Linked DNA regions of Homo sapiens: region 1 is linked to region 2. The links are chromatin contacts, found by Hi-C or POLR2A ChIA-PET in ENCODE. All regions are on one chromosome and are shown on one strand. Each heading gives the region's core, a stretch centred on a gene start or an enhancer-like site at or near the end of the contact. The rest is flanking DNA. Distances are from core to core; before and after follow the strand shown. Region 1 has its middle 94 kb from the start of LINC00626. Region 2 overlaps LINC00970 (long intergenic non-protein coding RNA 970).

Region 1 (6,707 bases), core at 2,571-5,070, 41 kb after region 2:
CCAAAGGACTATAAATCATGCTGCTATAAAGACACATGCACATGTATGTTTATTGCAGCACTATTCACAATAGCAAAGACTTGGAACCAATCCAAATGTCCAACAATGATAGACTGGATTAAGAAAATGTGGCACATATACACCATGGAATACTATGCAGCCATAAAAAATGATGAGTTCATGTCCTTTGTAGGGACATGGATGAAACTGGAAATCATCATTCTCAGTAAACTATGGCAAGGACAAAAAACCAAACACCGCATGTTCTCACTCATAGATGGGAATTGAACAATGAGAACACATGGACACAGGAAGGGGAACATCACACTCTGGGGACTGTTGTGGGGTGGGGGGATGGGGGAGGGATAGCATTAGGAGATATACCTAATGCTAAATGACGAGTCAATGGGTGCAGCACACCAGCATGGCACATGTATACATATGTAACTAACCTGCACATTGTGCACATGTACCCTAAAACTTAAAGTATAATAATAATAATAATAATAAAGAAAATGTGGCACATATACACCATGGAATACTATGCAGCCATAAAAAATGATGATTTCATGTCCTTTGTAGAGACGTAGATGAAGCTGGAAACTATCATTCTCAGCAAACTATCACAAGCACAGAATACCAAACACTGCATGTTCTCACTCGTAGGTGGGAATTGAACAATGAGAACACATGGACAGAGGAAGGGGAACATCACACACCGGGGACTGTTGTGGGGTCGGGGGAGGGGGGAGTGATAGCATTAGGAGATATACCTAATGTAAATGACTAGTTAATGGCTGCAGCACACCAACATGGCACATGTATACATATGTAACAAACCTGCACGTTGTGCACATGTACCCTAAAACTTAACGTATAATAAAAATAAAAATAAAAAATAAAAAAATAAAAAACTTTCCATTTTACCTAAATTATTGAATTTATTGGCAAAAAAAGCTGTTCCTTATATTTCCTTATTTTCCTTTTAATGTCCCTAGGAACTCTAGTGATGTTTTCTCTTTCATCGTTGATATTGTCAAGTTCTGTCTTTTCTCTTTTGCCTGATCAGCTTGGCTGGAAGTTTATCAGTTTTATTGATTTTATTTTTTAAAAACATTTTTTTCTATTTTATTGTTTTCTAATCTTTATTATTTCATTGCTTCTACTTACTTTGGGTTTTGTTTGCATTATCATAATCAGAATACAGTCAATAAACAAAATCACATATGACAGCCAAGATACACTAAAATTATCTTTTCTTGAGTTATTAAAGTAAAACATTTCAGTTTGAATAGAAGACTAGAGACTCACCCAATCTTCAAGGACTACAGGCAGTTCAACAAAATCAAATAAGACATTATTTGCTTTTCTGTAGGAACAAATGCTAGAGAAGGATTTTCACTGGCACAGGGGGCTAAGAAAGAATTTTACTTTTTTATGTCAATTTTTATCCTGAATCTTCTCAATATATTTCATAAAATCACTGTACTATGCTTTTCTAAATTTAGAACAAAAGAATGGCAGGGAATGATCTTTATCACTCACCTCCTGAGAATATCTTGACAAAAACTGATGAATAATTGTGAAGTGCCCTATGAAAACAGCTGTGGAGTATAATTGCCAATATGCTAATTAAAATTTATAAAGTGTCAACATATTGACATTGAGAGTCTCCAATTTACCTAAGAATGATTAGAATTCGTAATTGAAATGATGTCGTTTCAACAAAGCAACTAATGTTTATAGAATGTCAGGTTGTGTATGGCACTGGGCTAGCAAAGAGGACCCTGCTCTCAAAGAGTTAATATGTTCATTGTGGATCCAACACATACATAAAAAGATAAGTGCTACAGGTTGTCCAAAGCTAAGTGCCAAATGACTAGTGCAGAGCTCTAGGAATTCAAAAGCTTACAACATATAAGGGCTATGATCATGGATCAGGGATGTAGAAGAACACTTTATGGGGAAGATGAAATGTATCTGGATCTTAAAAGAAAAAATCCAACTGAAACAAGAAGAAAGGAAAGAAACAAATCCACTCAGAGGAATCAGAGTAAGCAAAAGTGAAAAGAAAAGACTGCTTATAATGTGCTTTTGAAACAAGCCAAATGGTTGTACTTAAGTGGGTTTGTGAAATGCAGTAGAAGAAAATAGTTGGGAGAAACCAACAACCTCCTAAAGTGTGTTTTATGTGAAATGGTTTGCATGCGCTTTGCACATTATCATTGGGCCCGTGATGTCTTTGTTAGAGTGCAGGGATTATTATTCTAATTTTACAGCAGAGGAAGCTGAGGCTCAGTGAGCTAAAATTACTTGCCCAAATTCAGTCAGGAAAATCTGGCAGACATGGGCTGACTGGGGAGGGAAAATAACATTTAAATTTGGATAAGCTGAGTTTGAGGAGTAGTGTGGCATCTAGATAGAGATAACTAGCAGGGTATAGGAACCCAATATAGTGCTGAAATTTACAAATAACAATTAAGGGAATGTACAAGTAGGGATTAAGGTTAAGAATCTTCTTAGAATGCTTTTCTATAGCTGGTCCTTTCTAGAAGATTAATTCTGCCTTTAAATTCTCCATAATTAAAGAGAAATCAAGTGATGCTTTGGAAAGGTGATGAAGAGCTTTGGCAAATCAGTCTTATGAAGAAAGGTTTTATAATAGCTGTGCCAGCAGCCAAGATGGATGAAATATTTTACTATGAAGAATTCACATTTGTTGATTGCTTACTATGTACTGGATGCCTTTCATAGTCAACCTCATCTAACACTGACAAAACCGGTAGATAAAATGATGGAAGAATCTCATAGCGGAATTATAAAGCTTAAAAGAACCTTGGAGTGCTGTTCAGAGATGAGGAAATGTGGACCCAAGAAGGTTAACTGACTTACTTTCTGAAGAGTTTTAAAAAGAAAAGTGTATTCTTGTTATTTTTATGTAATCATACTCCTGTTTAAAGCCATAAAAAAGGACGATGCACCCTTATAAAATCTTTTCTGGGTGTGTGAGTACATTTTGGAATTGCGTTTAGTAAGGATGACCTCTCCATCATGGTACAGTCTTTGGCCCTGTCTCTACTCTTGGAGTGACTAGGAAACCAACAAGCATACAGCCTCTACTGATACCTTGCATGCAACTGGTAATTGAACATTTCTGCTATTCTAAACAATTAGCAATTTTCCTCAGAGCCTCCCATAGGTCAGTCCCTGTAGCCTATTTTAAGCTATTTATACTACTTAAGCTTCTTTTTCCTTCTAGATTAACATTTTCCACACTTGATTTCGGCTCTGAAGAAAATCTTATTTTTGGAAAGTTCTAAAGAAAATCTGTGCAGCTATTTTTGAGTTTTCAGAGTGAGAAAAGTACTTTGATGCTTTGGATACCCAGATAATTAAAATCTGTCTTCTCATGGAAAGTTCTAACTCAGCATGCTTATCGTTCTCAGAAAAAAAAAAAAAATCAGCTGCTATGCAGAGTTTCACAATATTGGCTCAGTTTTAGTTTTCTATTGCTGTGTAACAAATTACTACAAACTTTGCAGCTGAAGCAACACACATTTACGATTTCACAGCTTCTGTGGCTGAGGAGTTTGGGCACAGCCTAACTGGGTCCTCTGCTTAGCCTTCACAGGGCGGTGATCAAGGTGTCAGCTGAGGCCGAGCTCCCATCTGCGAGGTCCTCTTCCAAGTTAGTTCAGGGTGCTGTGATTATACGATGAGGTCCACATTTCCTTGCCAGCTGTCAGGCAGGGAGCACCACCCTCAGCTCCTAGAGACCGCCCTTCTCTGTAAGCAGCTCAGAGAATGGCTGTTTGCTTGCTTCCTCCAAAGCCAGCCAGAGAAAACTGCATTTAAGGGCTTACCTGACTAAGTCAGCCTCTCCCAGGATAAGATCAACTTATTTGTGACCTTAATTGCATCCGTGAGATCCCTTTGCCTTATCATGTAATACGATCAGCAGAGTGATATTTCATCTGATTCACAGGTTCTCACCACACACAAGAGGAGGAAATTATACAAGGATGAGAGACAATAGGCATGATGTTATCATAGAATTCTGCTTACCACGGGTCCTGAAATAAACTTGTTTCAAATGAGTAAAAGCTGTCATAATATATAGTAGTCTATCAAGTCCTCTATCAAGAGTTTAGAGTCAGAGCTGGTTGCATAACTTAAACAAACCACAAGTTTCTTCAGAAACTCTGTGTTTCTCCTCTTTGTACTGCTGCAAAGAATAAGAAAGCTAAATAGAAGTTAAATCTGTCTTAGGCACTGATGAGAAGAGTAGTGGACACCCATTCATTCATTCATTAAACAAATGTATGTGTGTATATATATATATATATATATATACACATATATATATATACACACACACACACATATATGTATACACACACACACATATATATATATATACACACACATATATATATATACACACACATATATATACTCCTATAGAGAGGCCAGGCACTATCCTAAACAGTGGAGATGAATGATAAAACAGATAGGGGCTCTGCCCTTGAGAAGATTTACAGACTGGTAGGAGTAACAGGAAAAAAAATGAAGGTGGAAGGAATAATTGTCACAAAGACAATTGTAGCATGAGAAAGCATGGTATATATGAAGAATTCAAAGGAAGTTGCCATGGCTGGGTCACAGAGAGCAAGGGACATTGTGGTTTGAGATACATTTGGAAAATTACTTAAACAAATAGAGAATACAGAACCTTTCAGACCATGGTAAGGATTTTGCTCTTAATATTGTGAGCAAGGCAACAACACACAAGGGTTTAAGCAGAATGGCGTGATCAGAATTGCATTTTGAAAAGATCACTCTGACAAGAGGGTAGATAATGTATTGTAAGCTGGCAAAAGTAAATGTAAAAGACCAAGTAGAAGACCATGATAGAGGCCTAGTTAAGAGAGAAGACAGCATGAAGTAGGGTGCTGGTAGACTGGGTGGAGAAAATCAGAGTTGGAAGAACCTTAAGAGATAAAATAAACATGGCTTGGCAATGGGCTTAGTATTGGGGTGAGGAGAAGACAAAGGAAGGGTCCAGGAGGATGGCCAGGGCCCTGAATTATGCAGTGGTATCACCATTTCCTGAAGTGAGGGTAACTGTAAAAGGACCAGACGTGTTACGTCGGAAGAGAGGGAGATGGCAGATGGAGATCATAAATTTGTTTTTGGACAAATTAAGTATAAGATGGTTTGATATAATCAGGTGGAGATATCAAGAAAGTATTTGTATAAGTGAGTCTGGATCTAAGAACAGAAGTCTGGACTAGAGCGATATAGTGAATTCAACTGTATTTTTTTTTTCTTTTGAGACAGGGTCTCACTCTGTCACCTAGACTGGAGGGCAGTGGGGGTGATCTTGGCTCACTGCAACTTCTGCCTCCTGGGTTCAAGCAAGTCTCATGCCTCAGCCTCCTGAGTAGCGGGGACTACAGGCACGCGCCACCGCATCTGGCTAATTTTAGTATTTTTAGTACATACAGGGTTTTGCCATGTTGGCCAGGCTGGTCTCGAACTCTTGACCTCAAGTGGTCTGCCTACTTTGGCCTCCCAAAGTGTTGGGATTACAGGCATGAACCACCGTGCCTGGCCAAATCCAACTGTATTTGTTGCTCCTGTAACAAAGTACTACATCTGTAGTGTCTTAAAACAACACAGATTATTCTCTCACAGTTCTGCAGGTCAGAAGTCTGTAATGAATCATACAGGACCAAAATAAAAGTGTTGGCCAGGTGTGGCGGCTCAAGCCTGTAATCCCAGCACTTTGGGAGGCCGAGGCGGGCGGATCACAAGGTCAGGAGATTGAGACCATCCTGGCTAACACGGTGAAACCCTGTCTCTACTAAAAATAGAAAAAAAATTAGCGAGGTGTGGTGGCGGGCGCCTGTAGTCCCAGCTACTAGGGAGGCTGAGGCAGGAGAATGGCGTGAACCTGGGAGGCAGTGGAGCTTGCAGTGAGCTGAGATCGCGCCACTGCCCTCCAGCCTGGGCAACAGAGCGATACTCTGTCTCAAAGAAAAAAAAAAGTGTTGGCAGGGCTGGTTCCTTCTGGAGGCTCTAGGAAAGAATCTGTTCCTTGCCTTTTCCAGCTTCTAGAATCTGCTCCTGTTCTCTTCCTTCCTATTTAAAGTTAGTTGTGCAGTATCTTCTGAACTCTCTCTGCTTCTGTCTTCATATAGCCTTCTCTCTTATAAGGACCCTTGTGATTATATTGGGCCTATCTGGAAAATTCAGAATAACCTCCTCGTTATCTAAAAATCCTTAATTTAATCATATCTTCAAAGTCTCTATTACCATGTAAGGTATGTTCACAGGATCTTGGAATTAGGACATGGAGATCTTTGGGAGTGGGGACATTATTATTATTATTATTAACTTTTATTTTAAGTTCAGGGGTACATGTGCAGGTTTGTTACATAGGTAAACTTGTGTCATGGGGAGTTGTTGTACAGATTATTTCATTACCCAGGTATTAAGCCTAGTACCCATTCATTATTTTTCCTGAACTCTCCCACCTCCCAACCTCCAGCCTATGACAGGCCTCAGTGTATGTTGTTCCCCTCTATATGTCTATGTGTTCTCATCATTTAGCTCCCACTTATAAATGAGAATGTGTGGTTTTTGGTTTTCTGTTCCTGGATTAGTTTGTTCGGTATACTGGCTTCCAGCTCCATCCATGACCC
Region 2 (6,736 bases), core at 1,072-3,571:
GTTTTCCTACATATCCTTAATATGCAAAGTTGATGTGCTTTCTCAATTTTGCAATTCAGTTATTTAAATCATATGCTTTTTTTGTTGATCAATAGCCCTTATTTGTTCATTGAAAATGCCATTATCCAAATGTTAACAATGTGAGTTTTACCTAATATTTTTGAAGTTTGAAATATATAACTCTAAAAAGTACAATGATTGACAAAAGATGACTTAGCATGTTATGTGTATGTGTAGCTCTGTGTGTGTATACTTGAAATTCAGTGCTTTAAAGTAGTTGCTATTTTTGAGATATATAAACAATAAAGAATCATCAACTTATTGATCGCCATCAAGATTGTTACAATATCCTTGCAGTTGTACCTTAAATTCTGTGTCATCCAGTCTCTGTTATGCAAGTTGGTCTTTATGGAATCACTGACAGGTCACTCTTAGTTCAGCAGATTCTGTTTTCCCTATGCATTGTACTTTAGCAAATCATATTTTACTCATTATATTAGTATAAATTTGAAATTAAGTAATCATAAAAATAATCCAGTTAGGCCATTTTTTTTGTTGGATTCTTTTGGTGCCTTCTCTCTCAGATAAATAATGATCTACTGAGAACATTATTCAAATTCAAATGAGACTTTTTGTGGCTGTTTTTTCTTTATATCGTTAACATGTCTGTGTTATCTGCCAATCATATGTAAGCTGCTTGATGGCAGGAGCCCGGATTTTAATACCTGCATAGCCCATGCAAGATCTAAGTCAAGTTCACATTTGGTCAGGTCTGTGGTGGCATGTGGCGATCAACCCTGCAGTGTGCAAACATCATTAACAAGAGACTTTTCTGGCCCTCCTGGCTCGAGGAAATGGAAAGGAAGAATGAGCTAGTCAGGAGACAAAACTAGAGGCAGTAGGAACAGTGGCCCTGAACTACATTGAGTCAGTGGTGGATTTAGGAAACCTATTGAGGAGAGGTGGAAAGGACAGACACTGGAAGCCAAAGTGGGCTCAATTGAGAAGGGACATGCTGGGCCTGGACAGAGCCAGAGAGCACATGAGAACCACTCTCGACTAGACAGAAGATGATGACAGGCATGAGGACCAGGACCAAAGTTCATTAAAGTTGTCGTGGTGGAAGGCTGGGATCATAAAGAAGAGGGACCAAATCTGGAGTGATGGAGCGGGGAGTGAAAGAGAAGTGGGAGTGAATGTGACGAGGGACCAGAAGAAAGATATCTAGGTTCTGTTCCAGCTGCACTTATTCCTGATCATCCCATGGGTCTGGCCTACTTCTGACAGATGCACATAATCAAATATGGTTTATGTAGCTGTCTCTGGACTTTGCTTGCCCTTACTTGCTCTCTTTCTTTCTCTCTAGCTCTCTCACTTTCGCTTTTGCTCTCTCTCGTGTCATGAGACCACAAAATACAATTAATAGGTAATTCAAGTCATTACTATCATAGATATTAAAGCCAAGAAAATGACACTTCTAAGTTCAGCAAACTACATGAAAAACAGTAGCATGAATAAAGGATACCCGGCATGGTCCAGAATGATAACAAAGAAAAATGGAGAAGTGGTGAGGGCAATTTGGAGATGGCCAGTGAAATGACAGTTGAACTTATTACAAGCCAGATAGCAGTCTGGAGTCTCTCTTCAAGCTAGTTCTAATTTTGAAACAGTGATGGAAGGCAGATATTATTATTCTGCTTTTAAAATAAGGAAACTGAGGCTCAGAAAGGTGAAGTAACTTGCCCAAGGTCACATAGCTCAGTGACAAAACCAGTATTCATATCTGGATCCCTCTGACTCAAATCTGGGCCTCTTTCTGCTTCTTTCTGAGGAAATTCTCATTTTGGGAAGATCCAGTGGCTTCTGGATCCCTCAGAGCCATGTCTTTCTTGGTGACCTTTTTCCTGATATTGATGAAAGGAACAGTTATCAGTGGAGTCTTAAAGATTTACTCAGTGGAGTCTTACAGATTTACTCATGGGCATTCTGTGGTACCCCCCAGAGCCTTTGTTTCTTGACACATTCCCATCTCCCACTTACCTAGATATTACAAATGGAATAGTACAAATGAATAAAACAGTTTTTGATAAAAAAATAATGTGACTCAAACCATTTATGTAACTGGTCTTGAATGCATGGTCTGCTGCTTCCTCACTGGAGCTAGATTTAATTCTTAATTCTGCCGCAGAAGGAGAACTTGAGTACATCACTATTCTCTGTGCCTCTGGCCACTTGCTTTCTGCAGGAAGGACATTTATAGAAACTAGAAGGACGAGGAAACTGCATCTAAACTCCCTGTGTTGGCGGGATCAGCAGTTGTAAGCTGCTAGGAAATTGCCAAGTACTGTTGAAATTTCCGTGCCTGATCCAAGATGTTGTTTACGCACAAGGCCCAAATCTTTCCGGTCTCAGGAAATACCAATGATCTTTGGCTGAAGTCAATATAACAAACAACCTTAAGAAGTTATTCAGAAACTAATTCTGAAAGCCTCCCATGGTCATACAAGGCAAGCCAAATACTGACATTGTATGTGGAAAATAAGGCTGCAATTAAACATTCACGATGGATCCAAATTTTATATGGTCTACTTCTGTCTGGGAGTGTGTGCTTCCCTAGGAAAGGAGCTCAGTCAGAAGTTGACTTGTGATTCTGTGACTTCCTGCTGGCCTTTGAAGGCTTGGTATCATTAGTCATCATGGGGTGATTTGTTTACCTTTTAGTCATAACTGATTAGTACACATTCATTCATTCATTGAACAAATATTAGCTGAGACTCTACTATGTGCCAGATTCTGGGTAGGAACTGAGGACACAATGCTAAGCAGAAACAAGCACACTTCTTATATTCAAGGAGCTTATAGTCTAATAAAGGAGAAAGATAAATAAAATCACAGAAATACGTAACTTCTAACTGTGAGTAAATTGGAGAAAATGATAGCCACGTTTTGAGAATGCGTAGCATGGATTGAATCTAGTCTGCAGTGTTGGGGTAGATGTCCTTGGGAAATGATGTTTGAACTGAGATTTGGAAAACATGGACCACTTCATGAACCCTGGGGACTGACGATGAATTAAGACTAGGATTTGACAAATCCCTGGAAGTGTGCAGACACTAACATCTGAGCAGTCAGCAGAAAGCTTGTTGGTTTTAGCTCTTAAGATGGCGGCATATTTCGGCAAAGGAAGGAGGAGCCCATGCTTGTGCAGACACAGCCTCATCCAAGTGTGATCCATATCCTCTCTCCAGATCATCCTTGATATTTGGTTTGGTTTGCGTTAGCCGTAACCCATTTCTCCTATATGTTTTACAACATCAGAATCAATTGATCAGCTCCCTCTTGAAAGTCTTGTGGTCCATTACTAACTACTGAGCTGATTCTACCATTTTCTTTCTTCTTTTCCTGCTTTCCTACCCTCTATCCACCATTCTGACCCCATTCATTACTGCATTTCTTCCAATTTTCTCTCTCTTTGATTGTTATACACACATTATAACTTATACACATTATAAACATTATAACTTATACACAAGTTATATATACATTATAAGTTATACACAAGTTCCAAGACTTTTAGGCTGTAACTGTGACCACTGAAAATTGAGACAAATGCAATTCCTGAGTCAGGTGTTCCTAGGTACAGTGAGCAATGCACACAGGCATCTTTTTATGTAATCTTCCCCCCACCATATAGCGAAATCTAGTGGAGTTGAATCACTTTTATGATGAAATTTGCCCAAATCTATCCTCCTGTGGATTATCTTTACCTGGGAAATATGTGCGCTAAGAGCTTTTAATAAAAGAACTGTAGTTCTCTTCCTTTATTGTGTTTCACCGAGGCTGCAAGAGGTGTGACACATAAGCTGAAAGTAAATTGAATAGGAAACTGAGGTTTTGTTTCCCTAGCAACGTTAATTCAGTCTTCTTACAAATGGAAATAACACTGGAGGCCTTTGTTTCTGCATTCCCAGCTCTACAGGGCAATGTGACATGCTGAGCACTCTGGAAACAGTGCTGTATAATAGAATTCTGCAGCATTTACTTTAGAATTTTCTCTCGCTAAATTTCATACAACCTTGTGGGCATTCTGCTGGAGCTGATATTCATCCTGTTTGCTGAAAAAAATGAGGACAGAGGAATATTCAGTGTTGTGACTTAGTACATCAGGGCATTCATTGTCAGCAGGGCAGGGCACATTATGCAAGGGCAGAAGGAGGAGTTTGGTGATTCAAGAACAATCATGGCTAGAAGGATCTCCCTATTGTTCAAGGTCAAAGTGGACAATGGTCCAGTAGCTCAGATATTCAGAGCTGGAGCACTGGTGTGTAGGAAGAATAAACATACCACATACATGGCCACTTGTTCTTACCTTTCATATGTGTCTTGAATATTTTATACACAGTCAAGCAAGTTTTAATAAAAACCCTAAAGATATAGTAATCCACATTTATCCATTTGAATAATTTGCCTTCAAAAGGCGTTGGTGAGATTTGGTCCATTTTCAGCATCTAGGAGATTTCATGGGCATATTTCTGGGAGTCTGGGAGGCTTTATAATACAGTGGTAGATGTCCAGGGTTCTAGTGACAGACTGCCAAGATTTAAATATTGGCTCCACCAATTTCTAGCTGTGAGCTCTGGGGAAGCCCCTAACTTTTCTGTACCTCCATTTTCTCATCCATAAAATGGTCACAATAGTACTGTAGGGTTGAAGAGATGGTTAAACTGAGACATCTATTTAAAGCATTAACAATGCCTAGAGCCTTGTAGTAAGTGCTTAGTATGTGGTAGACGTGGAACTGCCACACACTCCCACCTATTTGCGGCAGGAAGGGAGCACTTGCCAGATCTTTTTGAGCCCTTTGGGGAAAATTTCACTAGAACAGACAAATGTACAATTTTTCCCTCGCTAATTTAATGATAATTTGTCCCTATTTTGTAGCTGCTTCTTTAGCCATGTGATGGGGCAGGGGCTTGGGTTCATGGAGGAGAAGCAAGGGCAGGAAGAGGTGGAGGAGGAAGAAGAAAAGCAGGAGCTGAGAAATCCAGTGGCTTCAGAGCTGCAAACCGGTTGACACCCACATACCTCCTTCCTCTTTTTCAGCAAGGTTTGCCCATTCCCAGTAACTGGAGACCCTGTGAAGGACTATGAGTTGCTTTTATCCCAGATCCCTAAGAGCCAGCTCTGAAACCTAACTCCTCAATGTGAAGTTACTCACCAGTTATTATGTAGCTCTGCATCCTGCAATAAGAAAATGTGATTAGTACAGCAGCCCTGCTCATCCTATGAATCCAGAGATCTGCGCGGGTGTGATGTGAAGGCAGACTCTTTTTCACTCTTAAGGTTAAGCTCAGAAAAAAATAAAAAAAGGACTAACTCCCTGTTTTTCATCTTAAACATTTACCTTGCAATTTCAGAAAATTAGAGGGCATAGTATTCACTTAAGACAGTGTTAAGACTTCAGATCAAAATCAACTGAAAGAGCAAATGCCATATTTTCTCTTCCTGTTTGTAACTACATGTCACTTTATTGAAGCCCTAATTGTGGGGCATTCCTCCTCCTTCTCCTCCCCATTCAAATTCTCATGTTCCTGAGAGATATTAGAGCACAAGAGACATTCTGGCCAAATGCATTCTTGGGGAGAAATTCTGTCCTATATACAGACACTAGGAAGGGCACCCTTAGTTACTTGTGATCTGGCCTGCAGACATCTCCCTGCATTTCCCCTCCACATGTCTTTCCCACTTCACTCTTCAGGGGCACTAATCCTCACAGGATTGCCTCTTATCTCCAGCCCTGGGCTTATGCTGGTGCTTCCACCTGGAGTACTTATCCTCTTCCTGTACTCTCACCTCAACTTGTACTTTTGCAAACTCATGCTCCTTTAGACCACAATATGATCTTCCTGGAGACACCTTCCTGACCACCCCCAATACCCTTAAGGCATTCTTTCCTCCGGAATCGCTTAGACATTGTTCACATCTCACATTTAGCACTTGTCACATGAAACCCCATTGTATAAAAGTGATGCATGTTTGTGTGTGTGATTGGTTTCCCCTATACATAATGATAACCTTAAGGATGGGGGCCAGGTCTTGTTCATCTTTACTTCCACAGTGTCTGGAATAGTTTTTACACAGAGATAGTTAATAAAAGCCCCTTTTATGTATGAAAGAATGAGCAGTGTCCAGCCTCCTCTGCCACCTTCCTGCCAGGTACTGGACACCCTGGGAGGACACCTCCCCCAAAGGTCTCCTCATCTCTCCTTTGACCTTCCAGCCTTCCCTACTTTCTCACTTTTGGCTCTGCCCTGGTCCTCATAAGGGCTTCCTGAGACTCAAATTAGATTTCCAAATCCAAAAGAGAGCAGCAGACAGTGCAGGAAGCCCATAGGCCAAGCTAACCATCATCGGCCCTATCATCAACAAAGGTAACTGACTAAAAGATTTGAAGGTACAAGAATTTTCTTTTTTTAAATCCTACCTTCAGTGGAGTGTGGTAGGAGCTGAGGAGAGGAGAGACTCTATGGTGCCAGCTCAGTCCAGTATCAGGTATTATTTTACCTCCTTTAAATCTTTTCTGTGCTGGTTTCGTATTTTGTGGGAAGGTTCTGTCAATATTTTTTCATGTGTCCTCTTCCACTGCATGTCATTAGTATCCTACAGTCTTGATCAAGCTTGACTTCTTCACATAAAAGGTCAGTTATGTGAAATTCAAATGCCAATATGAATATTT

The links. Hi-C counts contacts between places; a loop is a spot of excess contacts on that map. ChIA-PET counts read pairs that join two places held with the same protein, here RNA polymerase II (POLR2A). Pooled maps may share reads with other maps.
Region 1: a loop to region 2 is called in a pooled map, with 2.2 times the contacts of the local background. The contact joins two enhancer-like sites. A Hi-C loop is called at or near these places in 1 of 168 maps with a recorded cell type or tissue (OCI-LY7) and 1 of 50 pooled maps. POLR2A ChIA-PET finds 5 or more read pairs at or near these places in 1 of 52 experiments (WTC11).

The regions. Positions count from the first base shown.
Region 1 is chr1:168,877,429-168,884,135 of GRCh38, reverse strand. No RefSeq gene overlaps it. Among named protein-coding and RNA genes, the nearest start is that of LINC00626, 94 kb to the right of the region's middle. Within about 2 kb of position 3,820, at least 13 of the 41 ENCODE cell types and tissues checked have a DNase peak (open chromatin) inside an H3K27ac peak, as active enhancers do.
Region 2 is chr1:168,916,550-168,923,285 of GRCh38, reverse strand. All of the region lies in intron 3 of LINC00970 (long intergenic non-protein coding RNA 970), which reads left to right. Among named protein-coding and RNA genes, the nearest start is that of LINC00626, 130 kb to the right of the region's middle. RefSeq lists an enhancer at 1,281-1,450. Within about 2 kb of position 2,321, at least 9 of the 41 ENCODE cell types and tissues checked have a DNase peak (open chromatin) inside an H3K27ac peak, as active enhancers do.